2 separate regions of the Homo sapiens genome follow, and region 2 is linked to region 1. Evidence: chromatin contacts called from ENCODE Hi-C or POLR2A ChIA-PET data. All regions are on one chromosome and are shown on one strand. The core of a region is the stretch at or near the end of the contact, and the rest is flanking DNA. Distances in the headings are between cores, read along the strand shown.

Region 1 (4,755 bases), core at 631-3,130:
TTTAGAAATATTGATATTAAATATAGACAGGAACATAGGCTTGTCAATAGGCCATTAAACATACAATAGGTACAGATGTCCAATTGGCCATTAAACATGCAGAGTGAAGCTCAGGGAAATTACAGTAAAGATAGCTAACATGTACTGAGCTTTGCCATGTGCCAGTCTCTGTTCTTAGCACTTTACTGATCTTAGTAAAGTGGAGCTATCAATTTATGGAAGCAGAAGATGAAGCTATTGATTGGTAATACCCAGAGGGGGTGCATGATAATTAAATAGGGACAGAATCCAGAGGCACAGCAGCATCTGAGAGGTGAGTCAAGAAAGAGGCACAAGATCCTAGGGAACACTGGCATTTAAGGGATGAGTGAAGAAAGTGGCCCCTCTTAGAAGAAGCAACTAGAGAGCAGGAGGGTTGGGGTGAGGGAAATCTGGGAGAGTGTGGTGTCTCTGAATCCAAGGAAGCGGTTCAGGGAGGAGGGATTCCTGGATGTCTCAGAGATCTGAAAAGTGGCCGTGGTCTTCCAGATCAAATAAATGATGTTGGGAAGAGCTGTTTCAGGAAAACCTTGGGAAAGGAAAGAGGTTGAGGGTTTGAGAATTTCGGGATGCTGTCAGGAAGGAGCTAGTAGAGAGGGAGAGTTTGGAAATGCAGTGGAGGGAGAATATTGATGCTGCCTGACTTCTGGGGAGGTAGGAGTTGATTGCAACTGAAGCGTTTGATAGGAGCACGTTCTCAGACGTAGATTTTAGTTTTTTTTTTTTTTCTTTTTTTTCCTGTAGAACCTTCTGATTTCCTTGTTCTGTAATTTTCCAATGGATCAAGAGGCGATTGAACTGTACATGCTGCACATTGCTTCCCTGGTTCATTGCCAGTGAAAGAGCTGGGGACAGTAGGGTCTTGTCAGCTGCAGCCACTGACTCAGCAGCCATCAGCAGCAAGGACAGAGGTTCTGCTGCATTCCTTACTTTACCTTCTTTCACTGGCATCAGCTGTTAGTTTTGTTTTTCCAGGTTACCTTGGCTTCCCATGGGGTTGCATTTTCACTAATTTCCCCTAAGCCTAAAATTCTGGTGGCACAAAAGCCATCTTTCACAAGTAGTCAGGCTGTCAGTAGTTGAGATGGCTCAGTAATGTCTGCAACCACACATTTAATAAAGAAAACCTAAATTACATCTGCATGTTACGAAATTGAAACTGCATCAACTTTTGTTTTTTCTAGTGACAGGAATTGGCTTTCTGATTGCGAAAACAAAGCTAGTGTTTTTGGAATGTGCTTTCCAAATAGAAAGTGTGTCTTAGTTTCCTGATAGGTGGATTCTGAAACTTTTTATCTAGCTTTAGATTTTATGAATTTGTATCTAGCTTAAACATGCTCATAGATAATGGAGCCAGGTAATATAGACTAAGTACTTAAAAACAAGTACTCTTCTCTTTGTCACATTTGAAAGAAAATATATTTTATGAAAATAATTTAAAAAATAAACTGACTTGGTTATTTGAGAATAGTTTCTCATAATTGTTATTATATACTCTGAAGCCTAAGATGTTATCTCATTTGATAATCTGCTTAAAAAATATGAATGAATTATGATAGCATTGGAAAAATTTACAGAAATAGTTTTCTGTAGGTTTTTGTTTTATAACTAGCCTCCTCCATCAAAGCTAATAGTTATGCTTTCAGTGAAGTGAAGAGTAGTCAGCAAAGTATCTTGACTAGACATTTGATTCTTGCTGAAGCAAAACTGGCTTGCAAATCTGGGAAAGGCTAGGTAGGGAAGTTGGATGGTTTAGGAGGAGAGGCATATTTGTACAGTCTCCTGTAAGGTAGTAAAATTTGGAACTCAGATTTTCAGTAACTCCATAGAGTTACATGACTGATACAGAAGCACATAGCTCCCTCAGTGATTCAGCCTGTTGGCATTTCTTAGCTTTTTGTTATCAAGACTTCTTTACGCTCTTAAAATTTATCAAGGACCCCAAGAAACTTAATATTAGCCATGTTACAAATTAAAAGTGATAAAATTAAAAATATAAATTCATGAAAAATACCAAAAATAAATTCATTATAAAGAGCATATATTTATGAAAAATAATATTTTACAAAATCATGAAAAAATATCATTGCTGTGCATTTTTGTCAATCTCATTAACATCTGGCTTGATTAAAGACAGCTAGATTCACAAATGTGCTTCTGCATTCAGTCTGTCATTTGGAATATTTCACTGTAAGTCATGAGAGAATGAGAGTAAAAAAGACAACTTATATTTTAGTAGTATTAAGAAAACATTTTTGAACTCCTGAACTCCTGAGAGGATTTCAGGGACCTCTTGGCAGGAGTTGGGTGGGAGGGGGTCCCTGGACTACACTTTGAGAACCACTGGATGAAACTATATGTATTTCTTGATGACCATTCCCTTGGTTTCCTTTCTTCTGCCCCTTGGGGCCTGGTAAAATATTCTTTATGTTGACTCCTCAAATGTGTTTACTGATTTAAATTTCCTCTATAAAATTCCAGGGGAAGGAACCATCAAGTGAGTCAGGCCTTCACTTCCTTTTCACGAAGCCTTTCCCCTTAATTAGTCATGCTGTAAGAATCCATCTCACTCCTTTGACTCAGCCGCCATAGAGGTGCCACCAGACGCTTTTTACTATGCTTGATGACATTGTAGACTGGTTACAAATCAAGATAAGTTGTTTAGGAAAAAAATACTCCCTTTTCAGTACAAAGAATTCTAGGAAGTCTTGGAGGTTGCTGGGAGAAAGAAAGTAGAATTGTTTCCTAGAAACGGAGTGGAAAAGTCTTTGGAGAAGTTTTTGGGGGCCTGGCTGGCACATGGGATCCACTCTGCTCTCCAGGAAGCGTATGCCATCTTCTAGTTCGCATTTCTGCACCAAGGCAGTGGCAGGTGGCCCGAAGAGTGAGTGGGAAGCAATAATCAGCTCTCCAAGTAACAGCATTTTCATTTGCTAAATGTTATGTTAATGTTCTCCAAACTGATGGTAGAATTATACAAACTTAGGCTGAAAATACGCATACTGTTCATCTTAAGTTTTCAGACTTCTGATAAAATGTAGGTAAATAATATCAAAAAGTATCTTAAAAATTACACAGTAAATTTTGTATAGAACAAATATGTGTACAACTTACAACATTTACATTGGAACAATTAGCTACATCAGAAAAATGCCTGCATGAATATAGTAGCATAAAAACAGTTGCTTTTGCATTTAACTTGCAAAGAAATGGAAGCAACAGCATTTTAAAAAGAGCATGGGTTTATGTGCTTTATCTGGATGAGTAGTGGCATTTTCTAACTGCTTGCCTCTTGGGCACATAAGTCATCATGGTACATTCTTACTAATAGACTTTGAACTTCTTTCTCTGTCCTTTTCTTCTGGGCCGTATATTGCCGCCTTTAGCGCTTCAGCATGGAAGGGATCTCAAATGTCATTCAGAATGGCCTCCGCCACACCTTTGGAAATTCAGGTGGAGAGAAACAGGTGCTCGGTTATCCTTATTTTCCTCATTCTCTGCTTTTTCATTTTCTGTGTAAGTGAAGATCCTGAAAGCTGGTAGTTTACTAATTTACTAAGACCATTGCTTAACGAGAGAAATAAAAGTTTATTATAAAAGTTCATTATATTTATAGTCTTGATAATGAACAGAATTTCCCTTTGAGGAAAAAGCATTTTTCAAATTCGACAATAGATTAAATGCATTCTTAAGACGTGTTTTATAGCTCCATTTTTCACTCTTAGTTTTAAACAAATATTAACATTTTAACATAATGTATTGCATGTGTAGAAAATCTGCTTGTGAAAATAACTAAACTAAAATATGTGACTCTAATTCTAAAAGTCTAAGTCGCAAGATGTCATTTTTGGGGGAAGAAGGCCAGATGTCGGTATGTTTGAGACTAGAGTTCTAGGTCAAAAATATGTATAGAGTGTATCTTACCTCCTTTAAATGAAATTCATGTGTTTTTAAGGTGTATTGCATAGTCAGCCAACTCAGTTGTCTGCCAAACGAGGCATGCGACATTATTTATACAAAATTATACACAGATATGAATATATAATCAAGTATCTAGCAATTTGCTTTTTATTCACATTTTTGTATAATGATTGAAGGAATATCATGAACATGGGAAACATTCACATTAATGGGTATGCTTAAAATTACCTTTCACTATATGAAATTTTCACCTTGAAAAAGAAAAGTCTTTAAGTTAGCTCTTCTGTGCAGATTAAGAAGGTGTACAAAATGTAGCTTGTAGGAAGTTTAGCAAAAGAACGCCTAGATCAAATGCCTGGAGTTTTTACTGCAGGTAGTTAAGTGTTTCTCCGGAAGGGAGATCATTCCTATTAAAGAGGGAAGCCTCACACTGACATTTGCAGCTCATCAATGAGCTCCATGAAGGGATGTTTGAGTTTTTGTTTTCATTCCGTTGCCTCTCACCTCTCTCAACCTCAAAAGAAGACAAGGAATCTTCCAGACTGTCAGTGGAGCAGGGAGGCCTGAAGATGCAGCCAGGTAGCCAGAGAGCGGGCCAGGGTGCAGCCGCCTGGTGCCTCTCCAGGTTGCCTCACACATGCAGAGTGAAGCCAGGAGGACATCATTTCTGGCCTTTTGTTGTTGTTGTTCTTTACAAAGAAACATTCGATTATACAATTGGGCATCACCTGCAAGAAGTCTACGTCAAAAAGACGGTGGGACACTTAACGTGTCTCAGAGATTGAACTATGCAGT
Region 2 (4,755 bases), core at 1,290-3,789, 140 kb before region 1:
GTGGGTGGATCACCTGAGGTCAGGACTTCGAGACCAGCCTAGCCAACATGGTGAAACCCCAGCTCTACTAAAAATACAAAAATTAGCCAGGCATGGTGGCGTGCACCTGTAATCCCAGCTACTCCTGAGGCTGAGGCAGGAGAATCAGTCAAACACCGGAAGGCAGAAGTTGTAGTGAGCCGAGATCGTGCCACTGCACTCCAGCCTGGCGACAGAGTGAGTCTCCAAAAAAAAAAAACAAAAACAAAAAACAAACAAAAAAAAACCCCAAACAAACAAACAAAAAAACCTGCCCAAGCTTACAGAATAAATATATAGCAGAACCAGAATTCTATCCCAAACCTCAAACACTGAACTCCATTTAACATCTAATTTTCCCACTGTACAAGATGATTTTATCTTTGTTTTTACCTTGATGCCAATATCCCAGGCTTTTTGAGATACTTGGCTGACAATTGTTAAAACACACACTGTAAAGTACATACCTTCTATAATAAAGTGGTCTTAGTTACAAGGTTAAGTGATTTTTCAAGCGTCATATTTGAGCCTGAACTCACTCACAACTCTGTCTCACACGCAAACGTTATTTAGGGTAAAATGATGCACCAGGCATATTTTTAAGTGTAACCAGGCATAACACACCCATCTAAGTAAACATTTGAGTGTATTGTAATTGACTGTGTAATGGGATGTTAAAATAAGATGATCCTTTGGTCTTAGTTTTGGTTGAGGCCTCAAGACAATAGGTGCCAACCACTTCCATGTTCCAAAGTGGTCTCTTTGAAGCTCCTCTCACTATTGCCTGAAGTGGGCTGGGTGTAGGGGGGTGGGGGTAGGGGAGCCACCTGCTCCTCTTCTGCATCTAGGTAGGGGAAAGAGGAGGGAAAATGCCTATAACTTGTCTTTAAGAAGTTTTTGCTCTCTGATCTCTGACTCCCTCTCTCAGCTTCTGCAACCTCTTGCATGGAGAGGTCATCAGCCAGAGATCTTGGTTCTCAATCAGCTCCTTTGAAAAGAGAGCTTGGATGCCCAGTAACCCAATTTGAAGTGGCTGAGTAGTTGTGTCTCTGGGGCTGATGTCTGCCTCCGTGGACTTGGTGTCTGTCCCATGATTAAGTCCTCTACAGGAGAGGGGAAGAGCTTGTGGCAATCAGAACTCTCTGTGTGACAGAGTCAGCCTGGGGTTGTTTTAGCTCTGGTCTGAGTCAGGTGCATGGAGGGCTGAGGAGCCTAGGCAGAAAGCAGCCAGACAGAGCTTACCAGTTGCCCAAGGGCTGAGGGAGGAACTGTAAACCCCCAGACAGAACGGATTTATTTCAAAACATCCAGGGAACTACAGGTGAGGAATCCCCAACGCAGTAGGGGAGGGTATCTTCACAGCACCCATAGACATGCCCTATGGGAACAAGAAGCAGCTGTAAACCCCTGTGAAGCTCAGGGAACCTGGATGCTGGCTCACAACAGTACCAACTAGTGAGGCCTGTCCCTGCCTCTCACCTTTCCTCCCTGTACCCACTTCAACTCTGGACACGAAGAGACTACCGTTGGTGGCCAAGGGGAAGAGAGGTAAAGGCGCAAGGCAGAGAAAGAAAATTCAATCATGCCCCCTTTCCACTGCAGAAAGCAAGCCTGGATGTGGAGGATGAGACTTTAAGCTTGAATATCATCTTTACGTTTTTAAGGATCACGTAGTATTACATACATGTTAATGACTGAATTAAGATTGTTTGGGAGTGGAATATGAACAGGGTCTTTTTTAAAAAAAAAAATCCTCTGAGCTTGGCCTGACAGATTTCATCCAGAGCAGAGGCAAGAACTGCCCCCTAGTGTGTGAGTGAGCGGTAGGCGGTGTCTGGGGGAAATTGAGGCATGTGAGGATGGCACGCTCTGTGTCTGCTTGTCCAAAGCGCACCCTTGGGCTTCCCTTTCCTGCTCCTTCAGCTTGCTGCAGACACACTGGCCTCCCAAGCATGGTTCCACTCAGGGCTGTTTCATTTGCTTTTCCCTCTGCCTGGAATGCTCTTCCCTGAGGGACCCACATAGGTTGCCTCCTGGCTTCCTTCATCTCTCTGTTTAACATTCACTAAATCATGCAATGCAAATCATCACCCTGACTGCTCTCTGCATCCTACTTTGCTACTTACATTTTTCACAGCCCATTATCACCACCAGGCCTCTTACTGTATTTGTTTATTATGTGCCCCCAGATTGAGAAAATGGAAATGTTTTTGTTCACTCTTCTTCCCAAGAACATGGGATTGGGAATAGCACATGGAGGTGGCCCAAAAAATATTTGCTCCTGCTGTTGTTGAATGTTATCTCTCTTCCCCTGAATTCTTTTTGCCTTTTGGAGTGCAGATTTACTCACTATGGTGTATAAACACGGCCAGTCTGGGCAAGTTAACTTGCACCTTTATGTCCAAAGCATGTTTTCTCTGTCTGGAACAAAAAGAAGCCTGGTGAAGGGAATTCACATAGCATTAAGGTGCCAGTGACCTGATCCCTTGGAAACTAGATGTAAGGTTCCCCCGAGGGCATAGGTATATTTTTTTCTTTTTGAATAAGAGAAGAAAGAATGTAGAAACAGAATGCCTTCTCACTATAGCCTGAAGGGCAGTTTTTATGAATTTTACCACACGTCCACACAGAAGTTTAGCCTTTCTCGAACTGAAGGAAAGAATTTGAGAAATGTTTACTAGAGTCTTGTCAATGTAGAGACCCTTATCAGGGAAAGTGATTTGCTGAAGTAGTTTGAGTCATAAGGAAGCATGATTCTTTCTGCGACAAGCTGCTGAGTTAACCTTCCAGTGAAGATAAAGGAAAGGTTTTGGAGACTGGCTACACAGAGGGTTTCATGATGGAGGCTCCTCAGTGTTCCCTCCACTCGCACCACCTAACTCCCCCTAGTCAGCTTTTCCCCATCCACCCAAAAAGGAGATTATCCAAGAATGACAGAAATAAAAGCCCTCTTCTCCTGACAAAACTTCCCCTGTGAGTTCCTTGCCTCCACGCCTCTCCACTGTTATTACTACGGTGTCTCTACCTGCAAGGAGGTACATTTTTTTTTTTAAAGAAATTTCACTTGGCTTGATAATTATGTTTTCAGGGATGGCAAAGACTAATTTGGTGCTGTCACAGAAAAACCAGGACCATGTGTAATTGTTGCCTGGCAGGTTAAGAGTATGACTTTGGAAGTAGACCTCTTGGATTTGAAGCTGAGCTCCATCCCTTACTAGCTGTGTGGCTTCGGACAACTTACACAACTTATCAGTGCCTTCGTTTTTTTCATCTGTATAATGGTGATGGTAAAAGCCCACCTCATATGTTTGCTGTTAGGGTTAAATGAATTGATATATGAAAAGGGCTTGAACAGTGGGTGGCACATAAGAATAGCTCTGGAAGTGTTAGCAGTTATTATTATTATTATTATTATTTAATTGAGATAGGGTCTTGCTGTGTCACCCAGGCTGGAGTGCATGATCATAGCTCATTGCAACCTCGAATGCCTGGGCTCAAGTTATCTTCCTGCCTCAGCCTCTTTAGTAGCTGGTACTACAGGCGAGCACAGCCATGCCTGGCTAATTTTTTAATTTTTAGTAGGGACAAGGTCTCACTATGTTGCCTGGGCTGGTCTCAAACTCCTGGCCTCAGGCAATTCTCCTGCCTCAGCCACCCAAAGTGTTGGATTCACAGGTATGAGCCACCACACCTGTCCTATTATTATTGTTGTTGTTGTTGGGGTGATGGTTAATCATTATAACATCGCCACCACCACCGCCACCATCATCATCATCACCACCAACATCTTGCAAAATGCTATGTGTGTTTGAGGGCCAGGATTTTCACTGTCTTCTGCAAACCACAGGGAGATACATTTTAAGACAGTGAGAGGGAGACCTTTTGAGGTTTCTCAGATTACGACCATCACAGAAGTTGCCTCTCTTATTTATTATTTGTTGATTGACTAGCTCAGATTCCCTGGATAAAGAGATGGCAACTAGTTTCTAATGATTATATTAATATCACATAATTCCATGAATCTATTTGCTAAATGTATCCGATGAGTTAATGTGTAAAAGTTTGAAGATTATTACAAATGGTATGTTTCACAGCTTATCTGATTTCTTTATTATAGTCACATATAATTAAAAAAAATTAACTAACATTTGGCACTGATCAAACCTCTTTGCCACAGCTCTGTGGGGTAGGCAGTAGTAATAGACCCATTTTATAGATGAGAAAACTGAGGCCAAGAGACTTTAAGTAACTTGCCAAAGTTAACACATTGAAAAAGTAACAGCTTTCCGCCTAACACCCACATGACCCATAGCACAGGAAGGTCCATTTTTGCCTTGACCTCGCATGTAAGGCTTTAAATTAAGGCATTTGACATTCTTTCCGAATGGGGTTATATTGACAGTCACAGAAATACAGCAGAAAGCTGAAAAAAGTCTTTCATACAACTTGGACCCACAGTCTCCAGTACACTATGTATATGTGTGTGCATATCTATCTATCTATCTATCTATCTATCTATCTATCTATCTACCTATATATCTATCTATATCTATATCTATATCTATATCTATAATCTCCTCTAATCATCTTCTGAAGAATATGGAGACATCTATATATATGTGTGTGTATATATATATATAACCCCCTCTAATTGTCTTGTGAAGAATATAATTATGTCAAATTTCATTTTTGTATACATGTAAGTCTCTGGTTAGGTAAACATGCATATTTAAAATA

Evidence for each region. Hi-C counts contacts between places; a loop is a spot of excess contacts on that map. ChIA-PET counts read pairs that join two places held with the same protein, here RNA polymerase II (POLR2A). Pooled maps may share reads with other maps.
Region 2: a pooled map shows a loop between it and region 1 (2.2-fold over the local background). The contact joins two enhancer-like sites. A Hi-C loop is called at or near these places in 1 of 50 pooled maps. POLR2A ChIA-PET finds 5 or more read pairs at or near these places in 4 of 52 experiments (CD4-positive, alpha-beta T cell, IMR-90, MCF 10A and 1 more).

Annotation. Positions count from the first base shown.
Region 1 is chr2:36,559,536-36,564,290 of GRCh38, reverse strand. The region is part of intron 5 of FEZ2 (fasciculation and elongation protein zeta 2); the gene reads left to right. Among named protein-coding and RNA genes, the nearest start is that of FEZ2, 36 kb to the left of the region's middle. RefSeq lists an enhancer at 2,014-3,213. Within about 2 kb of position 1,880, at least 15 of the 41 ENCODE cell types and tissues checked have a DNase peak (open chromatin) inside an H3K27ac peak, as active enhancers do; they include PC-9, where a contact is called at or near this core.
Region 2 is chr2:36,699,420-36,704,174 of GRCh38, reverse strand. The region is part of intron 1 of VIT (vitrin); the gene reads right to left. The region is part of intron 2 of LOC124905990 (a long non-coding RNA gene); the gene reads left to right. Among named protein-coding and RNA genes, the nearest start is that of VIT, 5.1 kb to the right of the region's middle. Within about 2 kb of position 2,539, at least 2 of the 41 ENCODE cell types and tissues checked have a DNase peak (open chromatin) inside an H3K27ac peak, as active enhancers do; they include PC-9, where a contact is called at or near this core.